Regions from separate parts of the Homo sapiens genome. Here region 2 is linked to region 1. A link is a loop called in an ENCODE intact Hi-C map of the cell type or tissue named here. Cell type or tissue: endothelial cell of umbilical vein. All regions are shown on one strand. Links, peaks and the distances in the headings refer to the core of each region. The heading gives the core; the rest is flanking DNA.

Region 1 (11,118 bases), core at 998-8,997:
CAAATGGTAACTGTGTGGTGATAGATGTGTCAGTTAATTGAATTCTGGTAATCATCACACAACGTACACCTATATCAGATAATCACATTGTACACTTAAATATATATAATCCGTATTGTCAACTATACCTCAATGAAGATGGTGGAGACAAAAATGTTATGTTTTTAAAATTTTAAACTAAAACTTTGATTAACCATAAATTCATTTTTGTGCAAGAAGGTAAGGAATTCGTGGGTTTTGTTGTTCCAAAGAGCTACCCTGTTGCCCAAACATCATTTCTTCAATAACCTAGCTTCTCCCCACTGATTCAAAGAGCTAACTTTATTATCCACGCATGTATGCATTCCTTCTTTCACTCCACAAACACTGACTGAGTTACTGCTGTGGCATGTTCTGCGCTAGATGCCGGAGGGACAATGATGAGCAGAGAATGGTCCCAGCCATCGTGGAATATGGAGTACCGAGGAGGAGATCATAATAAGCAAACAGATAAGTATTGCAACTTGCAAAGTGCTGCGAAGGAAACAAATGACCACAGAGAGAAAATAATGAAGCGTAGATGTGGGGCAGTTTCCTCTCACAGACTGCTTGAAGGAAGTTCCATTGAATGGGAGCTGGAGCTCAAATAATAGGATTGAGCCAGCCTGGGAAAGAGTCGGGGAAAAGCGCTCCATGTGGAAGGAGCAGCTCATGCAAATGCTCCGTAGGGGGAAAGAACTTGGCTCTATGGAGGACGGAAACTGGCCAGCGTGGCTGAGACCTGCTGAGCATAGAGAGGCATGCTGTGAGTGAGGTTAGCGGGAGAAGCGGGTCTGGCCACTCAGTGTAGGAATATGGATTTAATTCCAAGTGCAAGGAAAACCACTGAAAGCTTTTAAGCCAAAGGTTTATATATAACCCTATTATGTTTTTAGGCAATGACTCTGGCTGTCTTGGGGAGAAAGCCTAGAAAGAGATTAATAAAAGAGATAGGAGACTATAATTTTTAAAATTGGGAAATTATTGCAGTAAATCTAGGGAAAAAAAACTTTCATATACCTTAGAATTTATTTCCGATATCTATTCCATTCCATTGATCTCGATTTTTATTCCTGCACCAGTTTTGTATAGCTTCATAATAGTTTTGATTTGTCATCGAGCAAGTTTTCTCATACCCCTCAACTCCGAATTTCCTCAATATTCCTGCATGTTTATTCTTCCATTTGATCTTTGCGATGATACTGTCAAGTTCCACAAGTAATCCTGATGAGATTTTGATTGAAAGTGCCTGAACTTTACAAGTTAATTTAGGGAGAATTAGCATCTTGGTAGTAGTAAGCCTTCCTGTCACCCAAAAGACATATCTCTCTCTACATTTATTTCTGCCTTCTTGTCTTCCTTTATGACCCTCTGTAAACTCATTTTTATACTAATTTTTGTATGCTAGACCTGTACATTTCTTTTGAAGTTCACTTCTTGATAATTTAGGGGGTTTTGTCTTTTTTTTTTTTTTTTTTTTTTATGGAGTCTCGTGCTGTTGCCCAGGCTGCAGTGCAGTGGCGTGATCTCAGCTGACTGCAACCTCTGCCTCCTAGGTTCAAGGGATTCTCCCGCCTCAGCCTCCTGAGTAGCTGGAATTACAGGCATGCACCACAATGCCCAGCTAATTTTTTTTTTTTTTTTTTTTTTTGTATTTTTAGTAGAGATGGGGTTTCACCATGTTGGCCAGACTAGGCTGGTCTTGAACTCCTGACCTCAGGTGATCTGCCTGCCTCACCCTCCCAAAGTGCATGATTACAGGCATGAACCACCATGCCCAGCTTATTTTTTGATAATTTTTGTTATTGTTGTTGTAACTGGGAGTTTTCTTTTGTTATAGGTCCTAATAAAACTTTTGTCATATTTCCACATATTTGTAATAGAAAGGGACAAAGGTAATGGAAAGAAGTGAGTTGACTACATTTTTTTCCTGATCCATCAGTCTCACTCCGGGGTTGTAGTTTTTGAAATTGAAAATCAGAGTATGCAGGCTTTGTCATCTGGTTCCACCACGACAGCTTCCCTTGAAGCAAAGGAAGCCTCCTGTCTCCTGACCCATCTGAGGGGAGATTATGGGGGTATGAGGAAGTGTGGGAATAAAAAAATCAATTAATACTTCAGAATGTCATCCCACTGTATTATATATAGATTATACATATTTACATTAAACCAGAAACGTTAAATGGGACTTTTTATGTTGTCTCATATTCTGTGACCCTCAAAGACAAAAGTTCACACATACAAGGAGAGGTGTAAAGCATATTTTGGGACTTGTTATAATGTAAACACACACACACACACACACACTCACCCCCCAAAATGCAAAACAGAATCCTCTGAGGGAAACATAAATTGTTTTATTTTATTCTCAGTACTCTTCTGTGTTTTCTAAATATTTGCTAATAAACCAACTTAATTTTTATGGTCAGAAAAAAAACTAAATAGCAAGCCTAACAGAGTTTCAAATAAATTTGAGAAAACAGGGGGAAGATTTCATGCTTAGATATTCTCAAAGAGCACGTGGCTTCAAAGTAATGCCTGCACCTAACAACTGAAACCTGACCATAAGATCCCCTGTAATTCCAAAATGGCTAAAGGACAGAAGTAGAGGAAAGAAAGGGAAGAGGATGAAAGGGGGAGAAACAAAAATTTAAAGAACTCAGTGTGACTCCACCCAGAACTCTTTGATGACTGGGAGAAGCCAGGCCTCTCAGGCTACTTTGTTGTCCCACGTTCTTCAGCAAGTGGAATCGTTTTCAAAATGGAACCCATGGCCTTCAACAGGCAAGGAAGAGGTAATAGGCCAAATGAGTTGATCTCAGGCTCAAATAACCAGAGTGCAGAAGAAACCTGTCAATGTCATATCAAAGCCACTTCAGGTAAGAGTTACAAGATCATAGACAATGGGAGGAATGTCTCAGGCCGCAGACAGACATGCAGGCCTGAACTTCAAAGAAAGGAACAAAACATGGTACAGAAACAACAGAGAGATGAGCTTGATATTAATTCCAGAAAAAAAAATCTAGTTTGGATGATTAAACACTGGCCTTAATCCTTTAAAAGTGCTAGCAATTCAGTTTTTTAAATCCCTGAAAGAAGTTACTCTGGCTTTCTTTCTACTCATTAAATGAGCTCTAGTTGGTATACGCATGCGATATTCTTTAAGAAAGAGTTTCATTGGGCTCAGATGAGATTTGTAACAGAACAATGTTGCAGAGGCTGAAAGCACAAGCCATTCCAGCCCCCAGAACTATCAATGTAGAAACCAGTATTTCTTCAATGGCTATTAATTAATTGCCAGGCACTGTGCTGGGTTTGCGACGACTAAGGACTAAGGAAATGTCCTGTCTCTCAGGACATTCCAGAGGGGAGATAGACGGTAGGTGCTATTATAGCCATGATGGTACTCAGAGACTGGCATATCTGGAACAACATAAAAATGACATATTATTTTTCCAGGCCATTGGGAAAAGAACTTTAAGTACTTAACATTTGAGGAGGTTCCTCTGGCTGGCAGGCAAAGCTTTGTCCTTCTGTAGTGAAGGTAAGCAGAAACTGAATGACATTCTTCCTGGGATACTCCAGGTCGCACTGGGATCAAGTTTGGATTGAATGTCTCTGAAGTCTCTTACGTCTCTAAATACCACACTTCTGTAAGATGAGTCAGGACTGGGAGAGCCAGAAGAGGTTTCCAGGAGGAAGTAAGACTTGATTTGCACCCAAAATGAGGACAGAATTTCAATAAATAGAAAGTAGAACACAGCAAATGTGACTGAGTTTCTTCTCACCAAATGTATGCCAGGTAAATTACATTCTCTTCAGAGATTCTGTGAGATTCCCAATGTTCTCTAACAAATCCATGTCATGCTTAAACTAACCAGAGTGGATTCTGTTATTTCCACTTCTGAAATTTGCCTATTGCATTGACTCATTGAAGATCTCATGGATCGGTTGGGTCACACTGTGACTTTGCCTTCTTATTCATCAGGCGTACTATGTGTCATGGAAGATGCTATTCACGCCTTAATAATTGTGCTTTTTTTTTAATATCGTGGGTACAGAATTTATGAAATGTTTACCCTGTCTCTCAGTATAGTGGATTCTCATTTGTTCACTCCTCCCACCTAAATGTACCATGTATTTCTCCAATGTGCTCCTCACCAGGTGGGTAATTCTGCTAACAGGCAAAAATGGATAGAGCAAGATGCCACCAGAGGATACATCTCCCTTCTCCGAAGCAAGACAGAAAAACAAAACCATGTTTTACATAACACATTCATTTTCTTCTCCCTTTTCTTCTCAAAATTGCTCTCTTACACAAAAGCTCTTTCATCCAGCAGGAATAAAAAACATTAGTAAGAAAAATGCATACCTAAATACTGTACATTTATACATTCATTAATGATGACAAAGAACAACTTCAAAAGAAAATAGAACCAATAAATAATTCATCTGATCTGCCTACACAATGCTGAACAACCAGTTTGCTGTCGTCATCAAATTAGCTGGTTATTTATATATGACATCGTCTCAACCCAATATTAGTGCAAAGTGGTATATTTGAAAGGACTACAAATTAATGGGACTTTAGATGACTAAAAATAATCTAAATACTCAAATAATTCTTTCCATATTCACAAATCCAAAGTCTAGAAGAGAATTTCTAATCTAGCATACTACTAGCATATTTTTACATTTCTAAAGAGAAAGCATAGACTTGTTCATGTCTCCAAAGTATTCAGGCCCAATTAATACCATTTAAAAGAAGATTGTGATATATTTGAAGTAAGATTATACAAACATATACTCAGCTTTTTAGTGAGGAATTGTTATTTCCATTTAAAGAAAACTATGTATTACATAATTAATTTACGAGAAATCAACTTAGTGCCTTTTAGGTGATCATTTGTGTCAAGGTTCCCTTTCTCTAAAGGGCATCTTGCAAAACTCAATAGTGCCCCATTGTGGAACTGTGGGACAACTGACAGCTAATCCAGGCTTTGCTATTCTTTCTTCTGTTTTGTTTTCTTTATAAGATAAACTTTCTCTAGTTTAGAAACTACAACTAAATTTCTTTAGGTGTTAACAAAAACAAAGAACCAATCATATCCATGAATATGTAAATATACTTATAGAAGAATGTATATTTCTTAGAAACAAAATGCTTTTAATATTTCCTAACTTGTTACTTTAATGACTATTCCAAAGAGTAAAGAGAAAATAAACGCTACTTGTCAAAAGTACTGCCTTATTTTTCTACATATCGTGCCCCAAAGGTAAGTACATTAAAAACTATAAAAAGAACATAGGCGATATCACAGAAAAATCTCTTCTTCTAAGGATGTGGGAGGAAAATAGTTATAAAATATAATGGCACCTTATTTTCAAGCTTCATCTCATGATTGAAACAATTAAATTTTAAGAGAACAGTATATATCATAATTCACACGCATATTTTTTCTTCCTGTTGTGGAATGCACATTCTACAAGTCTAAAATGGAGCAAAATCTTGGGTCCATGCTTAAAGATTGTGCCTGATATTTCAAATCCTACTGACAAAAAAACACCTCATCTGTAATGTCATCTATCAGGTTGTTGCATGGTTCTAATTAACATTTTCCTCCGCATATTAAGGCTAGAACTCCTTCCTTGTTTATTCCCCCACTCCCTCATTGCCCCAATATTCCTGAGTCTTCTCTTTTTTAGGTGAATCATCTCCAGAACCTTAAACACTTTTTCACAAGACTTGGTTTTGTCTGCTTGTCCCCTTGTTGCAATCTATAGGACTACTCTGTGGAGGACACCACCTCCGAGCTTAAACTAAAACTTAAAAGTAAAATCATATGAAAGACGAAAAGCAGGACTATCCAGCCAGATGAGTTTCTAAATCAATGAACAAAGCATCAAAAAAATTGAGTTTCTGTTAAAATATGTTACACCATCCATCATTGAAGAAGTACAAGTCAGCAGAAACCTAGAGCAAAAGATTTCAAGAGTAGTGGTAGTCTCATCATAACAATAATAATAATACTTTTTTTACAAGTTATAAATGATACTTACAGATATTAAAAGCCAAAAAAAGAAAAAAGTTATAAATAAAATGGCACTAACTCATTTTAAAGAATAAATAACGATGGTTAAAGCAAGATGCACTATGATACCTGACAAATTATACGTTTGTAAACACTACAGAGAAACTGAAAGCGTAGATGGAGCAGTGGATGCTGCAAAGCAAAGAATCACAGATGCACTGGCTGGCATTACAAAGACAAAGTGCTCTGAAATTAGTCAAATAGATGACAATGGTTTAAAGAAGATGATTTAAAAAAATAGGAGCGTGTACGACTACAGATAACGGGTTACTAGATAAATCACAAAATGCCAACAATAAAGAAACATAAGCAGAAAAAAAATTTGCTTAACTGTTTCCTGATCTGAAGGATCATTTTGGCATGTTGTTATTCAGCACATTAAGAGAGCCCATTTAGTTCCACTCAGAAATAATCCTCACTGACATGTACTTGTCACGATTTTATACTTTAACTAAGGCAGGATTTCCAGGCTGCCAGAAAGAAATAGGAAGCAACATTTAAAGATGAAAGTGATAAGAATGAATGTGGACCTTCTTTTGAGACTTTTGAAAAATGAAGAATCTTGTAGAAAAAAATACATGAAGTAGAAGAAACTGACATTGAATTGTGGATTATGTGCTCATCTTCAGGAAACTTGATCGGTTGGTGACCTGAGCAATCTTCTTCTGACAAGTGCCCTGGGGCCTTTGGCTGGGAGATAATTTTTTGTTAATTTCCTACTTTGAGGTCTTCTTGAACTCAGGTAGCATAATTTGAGCCCCAACCCTACATGAGTTATAGGTCTTTGATTACAAATTCTCAAAATGCATTTCTTTTTTCTACTCAGAGACTAACCCAAGACATCAGAGTTTCATGGCACCTCTGCTGTTGAGTGAAACTTTTTCTAATCTATCCTTTTCCTGAGGTTGTAGCTGTGTAATGACTCTGGCTGTATGCTGGGGAATCAGTTACCTTTAGGAGACCCTAAGTCTTCTCTTCTGGCCCTGTGTGAATGCTGAAACCGAAATCCCTAAATTACTAAAACTTAGAGTCCCTCCCCGACCCCTTCTCCCCAAGCCAGCGGCAATACCAGTTCACCTGTTTACCTCTCTGGTTTTATTCCCATCCAGACTTTTTTTCTTTCCTGGCCACAGGAGATTTCCCATACATTCTGCATATTATACAATAAACATATTTGTGCATCATTTTAAATAAATGTATAACTATTATATGGATCTATCATAATTTTTAATGTACCTATTGAAATGTTTGATTTTTCACAATTAGAAATAATACTTGGGCAAAGATTATAATTTATTTACCTACCTATTGAACTGTTTGATTTTTTTACAAATAGAAATATTGCTCCGGTAAATATCCATGTATCTAAACTTTCGTGGAAATGTGTAATGATTTCCTTAAAATAGATTTCTCGTAAAGGATTGCTAGGCCAAAGGTTATGCGCATGTTCAAGGTTTTCACTTCAGCCATAGACAGCACTCTGTAATACCTTTCTTATGATATTTACCTATTTCTTCCTTATTTTATACTCATTGATGGACTTAACTTGTATTCCTTACTAGATTTTAAACCTAATGGTAAGTAAATCCACAATATTCCACTAGTTTGAACAAAGCACTTAATAAAAATCTTCTGGCTTGAATGTAGCCAAAATTAGTAATTTTAATGGTTCAGAATCAATATTAATAAACTTGTCCTTGAGTTTTATTGGGACACAGCTGCAGCACAGAAAAATGGCCTCTCAATGCAGTTCCTACCTATCTAGGTTTTGTGCTAGATTTCCAGAGAGAAGAAAGGATGGAAGATTAAAGAATAATAAATGAATCTATGGTGGCAAGAGAGACAGAAAAAATGGCTAATAAGAATATAAAAAGATGTTCAACTTCATTAGTCATTAGGGAAATGCTATTCAAAGCCACAATGAAACACCATTTCACACTCACTAGGAAGGCTAAATTTTTTTAAAAAACACAAACAATAAAAAATGTTGGTGAGGATGTAGAGAAATTGGAACTCTCACACATTGCAGGTGGAAATATAAAATTGTGCAGTCACTTTGGAAAACAATTTGGCAGTTTCTCACAGTGTTAAACATAGTTACCATACAACCTAGTAATTTTATCCCTGGGTATCTACCCAGGAGAAATGAAAACACATGTCCACACAAAAACCTGTACATAATGTTTATAATAGCATTATTCATAATAGCCCCAAGGTAGAAACAACCCAAATGTCCATCAGCTGATGACAGGATAAACAAATGTGGTATATCCATTCAATAGAATACTATTTGAACATAAATGAAATGAAGTACTGATAGCACTACAACATAAATAAATGTTGTAAACACTATGCCTAGTGAAAGAATCCAGTCATAAAAGACCACATATTGTATGATTCTATTGGTATGAAATGCCAGAATAGGCAAATCCATGGAGACAGAAAGTAGATTAGTGGTTGCCAGGGGCTAGGAGGAGGAAATAATGGGAAGGGAATATTAATTAGCACTGGAGTTTCTTTGGGAATGATAAAAATTGTTCTAAAATTAGATTATGGTAATGGCTGCACAACCCTGGAAATATACTAAAGAACACTGAATTGTACACTTCAGTGAACTTTATGGTATGTAAATTTTCTCAATAAATTTGTAAAAAGAGAGAGAGGGGAAAAAAAGAGATCTCAACTCCAATTTACCCTTGTTGTAAGACTCTGTGTTTCATTAATTACCATTCCCATGCATATCCAAATCTCTCATTGACTAAATAGCAGTTTGACATTTTTCCTGAAATGATCAGAGCTTACAAAAAGTTCAGATGCACCCTAATGTTCCCCCTCTGCATTTTTTAAACTGCTGTTTACTTCAGCTTTTATTTATCCATCTTCAATCTTTATTCATTATTTTCTGATTGTAAACAGCTTTGCACTATTTGCTTTGCAGAGGAATTTACTAGTGCCCCTAAGACTTGCATTGTTTAACAACCTCTTTCTTTAACTGCCTGCTCCTTTGCAAAAAGTCTTTGGGAGCAGTAAGAAGGAGGATTTTATCTTTATATGATGTATTCATAAACCTTTGTATATACTCAACCGTTAAAACTTCTCACAGATTGTGGCTGTAAAATACAAAGCTTGAATGATAAATTTCAACTGATGGGACCAGTTGTTTCAGAGACAATAAAACACATATCATATAATCTTACTTTAAACACACACTTCTTCACCCACAAACCCACCTCTGCAATTGGGAAATAGGCATAATGGAGAAATTTTCTGCAAGAAGGCATAAAAACCAGAGTTCTTAAAAATCTACGTCAATCTTCCTCCTCCTCCTCAACATTAACTTCCACTGCACTACTATTCCCCACTTTCCCTTCCTGCACCTTCTAGCAATCCCATGGTGATTTTTAATGATAGCTGTTCTCAAATTTGTTTGTAGTTTCTGTGTATGGACACTCCTGTAGGAATTTCCAGAGTATTAACCAACCGTTTGAGTAGATTGGTGATGGGGAGGGGAGAACATCCTTCCGCCTTAGGAGTGCACCTCAGGGGAAGACAAAGTGGTAATTGTATTGTGGTGAGTGAACGCAAACTGCTGAAGAAATAAGTCACACATCACCTCTAGACAAGGAGGCTCAGTTACAGGGTGAATCAGTTGTCCAAAGAGATGGAGAGTAAACACCAACCTCAATTCTGCAGAGACTGGGAAGCTCAATGGAGAAAGCCCATTTTTTATTCTTACCAACTATTCTGAGAGATGCTAAACATTTTGCTGGCGGGGGAATGGAATAGATCTGTTTACTTTTTCCCCCACCCCCGGTAAGTTCTCACATAGCCCTCTTTTCTATTTTTATGGTTTTCTGCATGTGCTTTGATGTTTTTCTATTTTTTCCCCATTTTCTCTCAAGAGCTCACTCTTAACCACAAAGTACAATGACAGGAAATGTACATTTGTTCAAGATAGTATAGAAATGGTTTACATTTTTGCTTCACTTTGCCCAAAGGGGAAGGTGTTTCCAACTACAAAATTAGGGGAAGAGGGAGGGCAGGCCACACACAGAGAATTTGCACTCTGGTTGACTTGAGTTCACTTTTAAATTTAGAGCCAAGGAAGCTTGAAACTGAAACAAAGGCAATGCATTTGGCTATGTGTGGCAGGAAATGACCTTTCCTATGTTGAAATGATAAAATAATTTACCATAAGAAATATCATTTAATAATGAGTAATAGTCTTTTGAAATAATGTGTTTTTTTAAAAAAAAAACTGGGTTTCTAACGTATTGTCTAGAGACAGATCCTAATTTGTTAAATAGGTAGGATATATAGTGTTGTGGAACAGGAGAAGAGACCACACCTCAACCACCCTGACAGTAGGATCAGAAGCCTGTGTCTGGGGCTAGAGATCCTCACATGCAGAACAGAGGTTATTGGCAAGTAGGTGAAAAGAAAACAGTAGGAATCAATGATATCAGGAGGAGAGTAAAACAGATAAGAAAGGGGCCCAGGACTGAGCTCTGCTGGGGGCATCAACAAATAGAGGAAAAGCTAAAAAAGGAAATTCCAGCAAAGGAGGTGGAGAAGGAGTAACCAGTGAGGTGGGACAAAACCAGAGAGGGTGCCACCAGCGTTTCCACACGAAGAGTGTTACAAAAATAAGGAAGTGGGCAGGCACATCGAACGAGCTGAAAGGCCAAGCATGAGGTGGACAGAGAAGTGACCATTACATCTGGCCTTTTGGAGGGCATGGTGACCTCTGCAGGAACAGAGGCATGATGAAACCTGAAGCCCCATTAGGTGAGGTGGAAAAGAGAATGAGAAAGTAGAGACTGCAAATTTGGACAACTTTCAAGAAGTTTGTTTGTAAAGGGAGTAAAAATTTGAGCCAGTGGCTGGATAGGAATGTCCAGTCATAGGATATCTATCACCTCAAACATTTATCATTTATTTGTGGTGGGAACATTTCAAATCTTCTAGTTATTTTGAAATAAACAACAAATTTTTATTGACTATAGTC
Region 2 (11,118 bases), core at 1,959-9,958, 780 kb before region 1:
ATGCAAAGTTTGTTTTTCTGTGGCTGACTTATTACACTTAACATAATGACCTCTGGTTCCATCCATTTGTTGCAAGTGACAGGAACTCATTTTTTTTTATGGCTGAATAGTACTCTATTGTATATATATACCACATTTTTTAATTAATTCACCTATTGATGGACACTTATGTTGCTTCCAGATCTTAGCTATTGTAAACAGTGTTGCAATGACATGGGAATACAAATATCTCTTTGATATACTGCTTTCCTTTCTTTTGGATATATACCTAGCACTGGGATTGCTGGATCACATGGTAATTCTATTTTTAGTGTTTTTGAGGAACCTATAAATTCTTCTCCATAGCGATTGTACTAATTTACACTCTCACCAACACTGCATGAGGGTTCCTTTTCTCCACATCCTCACCAGCATTCATTATTACCTGTCTTTTGGATAAGAGCTATTTTAACTGGGATGAGATGATATCTCATTGTAGTTTTGATTTGCAATTCTCTGATAATCCAAGATGTTATGCACTTTTTCATATACCTGTTTCCCATTTGTATGTCTTCTTTTAAGAAATGTCTATTCAGATATTTTACCCATTTTTAAATCAGATTATTCAATTATTTTTCCCATTGGCTTGTTTGGGCTCTTTATATATTCTGGTTATTTATTGATCCTTTGTCAAATGAATAGTTTGCAAATATTTTCTCAAATTTTGTGGGTTTTCTCTTCACTTTGTTGTCCCCTTTGTTGTTCAGAAGCTTTTTAACTTGATGAATCCCATCTGTCCATTTGTGCTTTGGTTGCCTGTGTTTTTGGAATATCACTCCAGAAATCTTTGCCCAGACCAATATCCTAGAGAGTTTGCACAATGTTTTCTTTTAGTAGTTTCATAGTTTCAGGTATTAGATTTAAGTCTTCAATATATTTTGATTTGATTTTTGTATATGGTTAGAGATACAGGTCTAGTTCCATTCTTCTGTATGTGGATATCCAGTTCTCCCAGCACCAATTATTAACAAGACTGTCCTTTCCCCAGTGTAGGTTCTTGACATCTTTGTTAAAAATAAATTGACTGTAGATGCGTGGATTAATTTCTAGGTTCTCTGTTCTGTTGCATTGGTCTCTGTGTCTGTTTTTATGCCAGTACTATGTTGTTTGGGTTACTATAGATCTGTAGGATAATTTAAAGTCAGGTCACGTGTTTCCTCCAGTTTTGTTCTTTTTATTCAAGGTGGCTTTGGCTATCCTGGGTCTTTTGTGGTTCTACAAAAACTTTAAGATTATTTTTTAAATTTTTGTGAAGAATGTCATCAGTATTTTTAGAGGGATTGCATTGATGCCGTATATTGCTTTGAGTAGTATGGACATTTTAACAATACTGATTCTTCTAATCCATGAACATGCAATATCTTTCCATTTTTTGTATGTCATCTTCAATTTCATTCATCAGTGCTTTACAGTTTTTAGTATAGATATCTTTTACTTCTTTGTTAAGCTTATTTCTATGTGTTTTGTTTTATTTGTAGCTATTATAAATTAGATTACTTTCCTCATTTTTCAGATTGTTCACTGTTGGAATATAAAAGTGCTACTGATTTTTGTATGTTGATTTTGCAACTTTTACTGAAATTCTTTATCAGTTCTAATAGTTATCTGGGGGAGTCTTTAGGGTTTTACAAATGTAAGATTTTATCTTCTGCAAACAAGGATTATTTGACTTCTACCTTTCCAATGCAGATGTCCTTCATTTCTTCCTCTTGTCTGATTGCTGTGGCTAGGACTTCCAGTACTATGCTGAATAATAGTGGTGAAAGTGGGCATCTTTGTCTTGTTCCAGATCTTAGAGCAAAGGCTTCAGTTTTTCCCCATTCAGTATGAAACTAGCTGAGGGTCTGTCATATACAGCTTTTATAATGTTAAAATTCTATACCCAATTTTTTAAGATTTTTTATCCTGAAGGGATGTTGAATTTTACTAAATGCTTTTTCGGCATCAATCAAAAATATCAGGTGCTTTTGTCTTTTATTCTGTTGATATGATATATTACACTGATTGAGTTGCATATGGTGAACTGTCCTTGCATCCCTGAGATAAATCCCACTTTGTCATAATAAATTGTCTTTTTAATATGTGGTTGAATTCAGTTTGCTAATATTTTATTGAAGATATTTGCATCAGGGATAATGGCCTGTACTTTTCTTTTTTTTGAGGTGCCTCTGTCTGGTTTTGGTATCATGCTAATATTGGCCTCAAAGAATGAGTTCAGAAGTATTTCCACTTCCTCTGTTTTTCAGAATAGTTAGAGTTGGTATTAGTTCTTCTTTAAGTGTTTGAAAAATTCAGCAGTTAAGTCATTGTGTCCTGGTCTTTGCTGGGAGAACTTTTATTATGGCTTTCATCTCATCACTTGTTATTGGTCTATTTAAGTTGTGGATTTATTCATGGTTCAACATTGGTAGGTTGTATGTGTCTAGGAATTAATCCGTTTCTTCTAGATTTTTTTATTTATTGACATATAATTACTCATAGTAGCCACTAATGATCTTTTGAATTTCTGTGGTATTGGTTGTAATGTCTCCTTTTTCATCTCTGATTTTATTTATTGGGATCTTCTCTCTTTTTTTCTTAGTCTGGCTAAAGGTTTCTCAGTTTCATAAAACCCAACTCTTCATTTGGTTGATCTTTTGTACTGATTTCTTTGTTTCACTTTCATTTCTGCTGTGATCGTTATTATCTTTTCTTCTAATTTTCATTTTGGTTGGCTCTTGCTTTTCTAGTTATTTAAGATTTATCATTAGGTTGTTTTATCTGAAGTTTCTCTGCTTTTTTATAGACAGTTATTGCTGTAAGCCTTCTTCTTTGTATTGCTTTCACTGTATCCCATACCTCTTGGTATGTTGTGTTTCCATTTTCATTTGTTTCAAGAAATTTTTCAACTTCGTTAACTTCTTCATTGACCCACTGGTCATTCAGGAACATATTGTTTAACTATTATGTGTTTGTATGGTTTCCCAAATTCCTTTGATTATTGATTTCCAGTTTTATTCCATTGTGGACAAAGAAGATACTTGATAGGACTTCAATTTTAAAAAATTTTTAAGATTTGTTTTGTGACCTAACATATAATTTATTCTCGAGAATAATCTATGTGCTAAGGAAAAGAATGTGTGTTCTGCACCCATTGGATGAAATGTTCTATAAATATCTATTAGGTCCATTTGGCCTATAATGCAGATTAAGTCTGATGTTTATTTGTTGATTTTCCATCTGACTCATCTGTCCAGTGCTGAATGTAAGTTGTTAAAGTCTCCAGCTAGTATTGCACTGGGATCTGTCACTCTCTTTAGCTCTAATAATATTTGCTTTACATACCTGGGTGCTCAAGAGTTGAGCACATATATATTTACAATTGCTACATTATCTTGCTAAATTGACTCCTTTGTCACTGTACAATGACCTACTTTATTTCTTTTTCTAGTTTTTGCATTGAAATCTATTTAGTATAATATAAGTATAGCTACTCTTTCTCCATTTTGGTTTCTATTGGCATGGAATATCCTTTTCCAAGCCTTTATTTTCAGTCTATGTGTCTCTTCATAGGTGAAGTGTGTTTCTTGTAAGCAACAGATGTTTAGGTCTTTTTTTTTATTCATTCAGCTACTCTATTTTTTTAATTGGAGAGTTTATTCCATTTACATTCCATATTATTACTGATAAGTAAGGAATTACTCTTGCCATTTTGTTATTTGTTTTCTGGTTGTCATGTGGTCTTCTCTTACTTCTTTCTTTCCTTTCTCTCTTCCTTTTAGTGAAAGTGATATTCTCAAATGGCATGTTTTAATTTCATGTTTTATATATTTTGTGGATCTGTGGTATGTTTTTTTATTTGAGGTAACCATGAGGCTTGCAAATAATATCTGATAATCCCTTATTTTAAACTGATGGCAATTTATCACTAATTGGGTAACAAAAAAACAAACAAGTAAAGAGAAAACTAATAAAAACTGCATAGTTTAACTGCATTCCCCTGATTTTTAACCCCTTGTTGTTTCTACTTTTATTATACTGAAAATTTGTTAGAGTATTATTTTTAGAATTTCTGCTAATGATTTGAGTAGTTTATTCACCACAATTACAGTGTTACACAATTTTGTTTTCCTGTGCACTTACTATTACCAGTGAGTTGTGTACCTTCAGATGATTTTTTTTTTTTTTTTTTTTTTTGCTCATTAATGTCCATTTCTTTCAGCGTGAAGAATTCCCTTTAGCATATCTTGTAGGACAGACCCACCCAGTGTTGATGAAATTTCTTAGCTTTTGTTTTTCTGGGAAAGTCTTTATTTATCCTTCATGTTTGAAGAATACCTTTGCTGATGTACTATTCTAAGACAATAGTTTTTCTCCTTCTACACTTTAAATATGTCATGTCACTTTCTCCTCCCTATATGGTTTCCATTGAGTAGTCAGCTGCCAGACATATTGGAGCTCTATTGTATGTTATTTGTTTCTTTTCTCGCTGCATTTAGGATCCTTTCATTATTCTTGACCTTTGGGAGTTTGATTATTAAATGGCTTGAGGTAGTCCTATTTGAATTAAATCTGCTTGGTGTTATGCAATCTTCTTGTACTTGAATATTGGCATCTTTCTCTAGGTTTGCCAAGTTTTCTGTGATTATCCCTTTGAATAAACTCTATAATCCAATTTCTCTCTCTACCTTCTCTTTAAGGTCAATACTTCTTAAAGTTGCCCTTTTCAGGCCATTTTCTAGATCTTATAGGCATGCTTGATTCCTTTTATTTTTTCTTTTGTCTCCTATGACTGTGTGCTTTCAAATAGTCTGTCTTAAAGTTCACTAATTCTTTCTTATGCTTGATCAATTCTGCTATGAAGAGATTCTGATGCATTCTTGAGCCTGTCAATTTTTCAGCTCCAGAATTTCTACTTGATTCCTTTTAATAATTTGAAACTTGGTGTTAAATTTATCTGGTAGGATTCTGAGTTTCTTCTCTTTGGTGTATTAAATTTTGTTAAACTTTCCCAAAACAGCAATTTTGAATTCTCCATCTCAATGGTCACATTTCTGTCTCTCCAAGATTGGTCACTGGTGACTTACTGAGTACATTTGGTTAGGTCATGGTTTCCTGGATGGTCTTGATGCTTGTAAATGTTTGTCAGTGTCTGGGCACTGAAGAGTTATGTATGTATTGTAGTCTTCACAGTCTGGGCTTGCTTTTACCCAGCCTTCCTGGGAAGGCTTTCCAGGTATTTGAAGGGACTTGGGCATTGTGATCTAAATCTTTGGTCACTATAGCTATATCTGCTTTAGGGGGCACTCCAAGCTCAGTAATGCTGTGGCTCTTGCAGACTCACAGATATACTGGCTTGGTGGTCCTGGGTAAGATCTGGAACTATTCCCTGGATTACCAAGCAAAGACTCTTGTCTTCCCATACTTTCCCCCAAACAGATAGTGAGTGTGAGTGTGTGTGTGTGTGTGTGTGTGTGTGTGTGTGTGTGTGTGTGTCTTGCCCAAGGCCCACAGTAACCACAGTCTGGCTACTGCCAGTGTTCACTTGTGGCCCAAGGGCTTGACAGTGATCAGGTGGCAAATACATCCAGGCTTGTGTTCTTGCCTTCATGGCAGTGAGTTTCCCCAGCCTCAGGCAAGTCTGAGGATGCCATCTGGAAGCGAAGGCCTGAAATCAGGAACCTTAGGAATCTACCTGGTGCTCTACTCTACTGTGGCTGAGCTGGCACCCAAGCTACAAGACAAAGTCCTTCTGACTATTCCCTCCCCTTTCCTCGAGCAGAAAAATCTCTCCCTGTGGCCACCACTGCCTCTGGCCCACAGCAAGTACTGACTGGTTACAGTCAATGTTCACTCAAGGCCAAAGGGCTCATCAGTCAGTTTGTGGTGAATGCTTCCAGGCCTGAGTCTCTTTCTTCAGGGAAGGGTGGGCTCCCCCCTGTCCCAAAGCAGGTCCAGAAATGTCATCCAATAGCCAAGGTCTGGAATTGGGGACCCCAGGAAGTGGCTTGATGCTCTACCCCACTGTGACCAAGCTGGTACCCAAGCTGCAAGACAAAGTCTTCTTTACTCTTTCCTCTCATTTCCTCAACCAAATGGACACTCTCCCCATAGCACCACAGCTGGGAATGTGTTGGATCACACCTGAGGCCAGCACACCTCTGAGTCTCACCCAAGGCCTGCATTGAGTACTGCCTGGCTACCACTGCTGGTTATTTAGGGTCCAAAGGCTCTTTACACAGCAGGAGCCTAATAAATCCTACCAGGACTGGGTCCCTTCCCTTCAAGGCAGAGGATCCCCTTCTATCCCTATCCCAGGGGGATAGGACTACATTTAGGAATGTAGTCCTGTAGCTAGGGCCCGCAATGGGGGCCTCTGGGCTCTGCTGGGTGCCCTATCCTACTGTGGCTGAGTTGGTATCCAGGTTGCAAGACAAAGTCCTCTTTACTCTCCCCTCTCCTTTCCTCAGTCAGAGGGAAGGAATCTCTCCTGGAGCTGTGAGCTGTACTACCTGGGCTTGGGGGAAGGTACACAAGCACTCCCTTGACCACCCCAGCTGGTGTCTCACTAGGTTGCTTGCAGCCTAAGCCCACTGGCTCCAAACCCACAGCACCAGGAGTTGCCCAGGACTTGCAGTCCTTGTGGCCTAGACTGCCTTTCAAGTTTATGTAGGACCCCATAGCCTTTTAGCCCATGATGGTGAGGCTTGCTGGAACTCAGGTTCCCGCTGCTGGGATGGATTATTCACCTCTGGCTAGGGAAGGTCTAGATGCTCCCTCCGTGGGCACTGGATGAGTTTTGCCCCATGTTGCTTTCTGCTGTGACAGGAAACCACTGAGTTCCAACACAAAGTCCCACAGTCGCGCCACTGTGCCTCCCCCAAGCACACAGATTATCTTCCTGTGCCACAAAGATGCTGCTGGGAGATGGAGGAGGGATATTGTAGGGGATTCAAGACTGTCTTTCCTACCATCTTCAGTGCCTCTTGCCTTAATATGATGTTAAAACCAGGTACTGTGATCACTCATCTGATTTTTGGTTCTTTTGGCACTTTCTTGTGTGCTGCTTTTTCAATTTGGTGTTCCTGTGGAGATGGTGGGGGACGATTGCTGGAGGCTTCTATTCAGCCATCTTGCTTTGCCTTTCTCCTGTTTCTTAGTAAACTCAATTTACAAACGGTTATTGAGACCATACCATGAAAAAGGCCCCTTTACTAGGGACTGTAGCCAGAGAGAAACTAGAAGCATTTAACATCCAGTTAAGGAGAAAAGTCTTGGCACCTCAAGCCAAGTTTAAAACAGCATTTTCAAGCTAATTCTAAGTTTGTTCAAGTCACTTTTTTAATAAAAGTGCTTCAGTAACATTCCACTGTACTTGCCTTCTGCTTACCTCTTCAGTTTCCCTCCTAGCCACTCCAGGAGCTAGAGACTCCTTAGATTTCTAAAAATATTCAACATACATAACCATACGTTATTCTCTAATACAGAGATTAGTATTTCTTCCTTGTCAGTTGTTATTTATTTTATGTCTTTGGTCTTTCTACACAGCCTTATTTTTAAAATTATAATTATATAACAGACAGAAAATGCAAAAAGACAAATATACAAAATAACAAATTGTGAAAATAAACATCCTGGTTGCCCCACCCATATCAAGAACCAGTGCATGGCCAGCATCTGGAAGCCCCCTGGGTGGTCTTTCTTCATCATAAAGTCCTCCCTACCCCCCATGTTAACCATACTACTAAATATTCTGAAATTCACTTTTTTTTACAGTGTCACTATCTAATTGTAGATCTCAAAACACCATGGCTTAGTCTGTTGCCTGTTTTTGAAATTGGTATATTGAATCATACAGTAACTTTAAAGTCTGGCTTCTTTTACTTTATATTGTAAAGGTTTATTCACCTTTTGCATGTAACTGCATATATTGAAGTCTAGCATTTTTATGAATGAATATTCAATAGTTTGTTTACCCATTCTAATGTTGATGAACATTTGGGCATTTCCATTTTGAGAGTATAATGAACAGCCTTGCTCTGAACATTCTTGTCCATGTTTCCTAGTTCTTATACATACATGGAACGGAGACTGCTAGATCATATAATGTGTGTTTTTAATGTCTTCCAGATAGTGTCAAGCTGCTTTCCAAAGTGACCATTACCATTTCATATCCTCATTATTAATTTATGAAAGTTCGTTTTGCTCTACAAATTCACCAATATTTGATGCTTTCAACTTTAAAATTTTGCCAAGTTGTAAGTTGTAGAGTGGTATTTAGGTTTTTTGTTTTTGTTTTACACTTTTAGTTCTTCTTTCACAGTAGTTACACATTTAGTTTCCTCTAATGCAACACTGGAAGTTTAAATGATGATAGCATGCAGTCTTCTGTTTTCTGGCCACCAAGAAGATATTTCCCAGGTTGTGCAATTAAATGCAATGCTAGCTCTAAGTTTTCGGTAAGATACACTTTATTAAAGTTCTCTCGTTTTCCTGATTTGTGAATTTCAATCATAACTGGATATTGAATGATAACAAATGTTCCTTTTGTAGCTAATGAGATAATCTCATGATTTTTCTTCATTGTCAGGATAATGTGATAATTACATTTTTTCATATGTTGTAAAACCAACTTTGCACCCTGAAACAAACTGAACTTAGTTGTGATTTATTATTCTTTTTATTTATAAATAGACTTGGCTTACTCATATTTTATTTAGGGTTTTAATATCTACGTTCATGACAGAAATTGGTCGATAATTCTCTTTTCTTGTAAAATGTTTCAGATTTTGGAAATAAGGTTATGTAGCCTTCAAAATATGAATTGAGGAACTTTCATCTGTTTTTTAATCCTGGAAGAATTTGTATAAGAATTAGAAATACTTCTTAAATAGTTGTTAGAATTTTCTGGTGAAGCTTTGGGGCCTCTCTGTGTTGGTGAGTGTGTGTGTGTGTGAAGGATTTTAAATCCGAGTTCTTTAAAAAATATATGACTAAAAATATGTATTTTTTATTGTGCCAGAGTTAAGTCGTATTTTTCTTAGAATGTGTTCATTTCATATAAATGTTAATATTTATTAGCATTGTTTTGTGTAAGATTCTTATGTTTTCTTTGAAATTTCTTTAATAGTTCTGGTGATGGCCTCCCTTAAAATCTCTATTATGTGATTGTATTATATGGAGTAAGTTGTGTTGTTTTCTCTGTTGTTTGCTTCCTTCTACTTTCTGTAAGTTTATTATTCCTTATGCTATCAATTTCTACTTATGGCTTTAGCCGCACCCCACAAAGCTTGGGATTTAGCATTTTGACTTTTATTTCAATGTGTTATCTAATTTCCATTTTAATTTTTTAATCCATGAGTTATCTAAAAATGATTGCTTACTTTCAAATATGTTGGGGTTTCCTATATACCCTTTTGCTTTTTGATTTCTAAATGAATTGTTTTGTGATGAGAAAATATACTCTGTAGAATTTCAGTCCCTCTTTTTATCCAGTGGGATAGCATACTATCAATTTCTGCAAATATCTATGTATGCTTAAAATTACTACATATTTTGTGATTGTTGCATATAAGGTTCTATGTATGTAAATTTGATCAAGTTTGTTAAGTGTGTTACTCAGTGTATGTGTTAGTGAATATCTTTTCTTGTCTGCTTATTCTATGAGTTACGGAAAAAGTTATATTAAAATCTCCTATAATGATTATCAATTTGTATATTTTCCTTCAATTATGTTAATTATTTTTATATGTATTTTTTGCCACACAGTTTAACCATCACATCTCCTTGTGAATTGAATCTTTTATCATTATAAAGTATCTCTCATTACCTCTAGTAAAGAATCTTTAAATTTATTTGCTCTATTTTGTCTGATATAATTGCATCAAACCAGCTTCCTTTTAATAAGCAAATCTCTTTCCATCTGTTTACTTTTAGTCTTTCCATGTCGTATCTTTCACATGTGTCTTTTGTGAACACTGTCTATTTTGAGTTTTGTGTTTTTAAACCCACTGCAATAACCTTTGCCTTTTATATAGAGCATTTAGACTATTAATATTTTGTGCAGTGTATTTTGAGTATACTAGTATATTTGAGTTTATACCTACCATCTTACAATGTAACCTCTATCTGTAATTATTGTTCCATGTTTATTTTCCTCTTTTTTGCATATAATTGACTACTATACTAGTTAGGGTTCCATTAGAGAGTCAGTACCATTAGGAGAGATGATGACATAGATAGATATATTATAGAGTTAAAGGAATTTCTTATATAGATTTTACCTTGTATAATTATCAGAGTTGGTTAAGTAGTCTCTATAAGGCTGTCATCTTCACATTTAATGCTAGAGCTTGAAATCTATGCAGCAGGCAGTTGACAAGGAAATATGGAAGTAAAGTAGAGAGAGCAAGAACAAGTTAGGACCAATAATCATAAGCTAGAGTCCACAGCAAAGACTGAAACCTGTCTCAATCCTCATTGTCTAGAGCCTTAATAGTGTCCTGCAGAAGCCAGGAACCCTCATTATGGAGCTAACTACACACACCCCTTGCTCAAGAGTCAGAGAAGCTGAAGGAGGATCCAAAGAAAGCTGGAGCAATTTCAGGCCTGGCCACCGAGTAAAGTCAATGGGGTAGAACAACAGGTAAAGGGCAACTTGTGTGAGCTAAGCATAAAGGCTGTTGCTTTGCTCCCCCTTCCAAATCCCTCACCAGAATTTTTCTTAGGGATATCCTAACCAGAAACTTATAGGAACACTGGGAAATGTAGTTTAGCCTAGCCAAGTGACACATTGCAAAGCCACCACAACTGTTTTATATTATTTCATGTATTCCATATTTTGGAATTACAAACATATTTATACTCCTTTAATGACTACCCTAACAATTAGTTTGTATGAATACTTTATTCTGAAAGGCCAATATTATTTGCACTTTTACGCTGATCCCAGTTAATACTCCTATTTTAACTCCATTTACCCCCTCCAACATATACGCTATTGTTGTGGTATATTTTCATTCTCTCTCTATTAAAACTCACAAGTAAGTCACTGCTAGGTTAGATTTCACTAAAATTTACCATTTTGTACCTCTTCATTTC

The links. A loop is a pair of places that touch in the nucleus more often than their neighbours do. Peaks named below come from ENCODE experiments on the same cell type or tissue, not always from the same donor. Only the 100,000 strongest peaks of a DNase experiment are listed, where the experiment ranks them.
Region 2: it touches region 1 in a loop (3.0-fold over the local background); 3 of 110 quality-filtered maps call a loop at or near these places.

What each region holds. Positions count from the first base shown.
Region 1 is chr2:36,667,430-36,678,547 of GRCh38, forward strand. No RefSeq gene overlaps it. Among named protein-coding and RNA genes, the nearest start is that of VIT, 24 kb to the right of the region's middle. In endothelial cell of umbilical vein, for the core only: a CTCF peak has its summit at 4,981; a DNase peak (open chromatin) is centred at 4,942.
Region 2 is chr2:35,889,465-35,900,582 of GRCh38, forward strand. No RefSeq gene overlaps it. Among named protein-coding and RNA genes, the nearest start is that of MIR548AD, 420 kb to the left of the region's middle. In endothelial cell of umbilical vein, for the core only: no CTCF peak of the experiment used is centred there; a DNase peak (open chromatin) is centred at 5,357.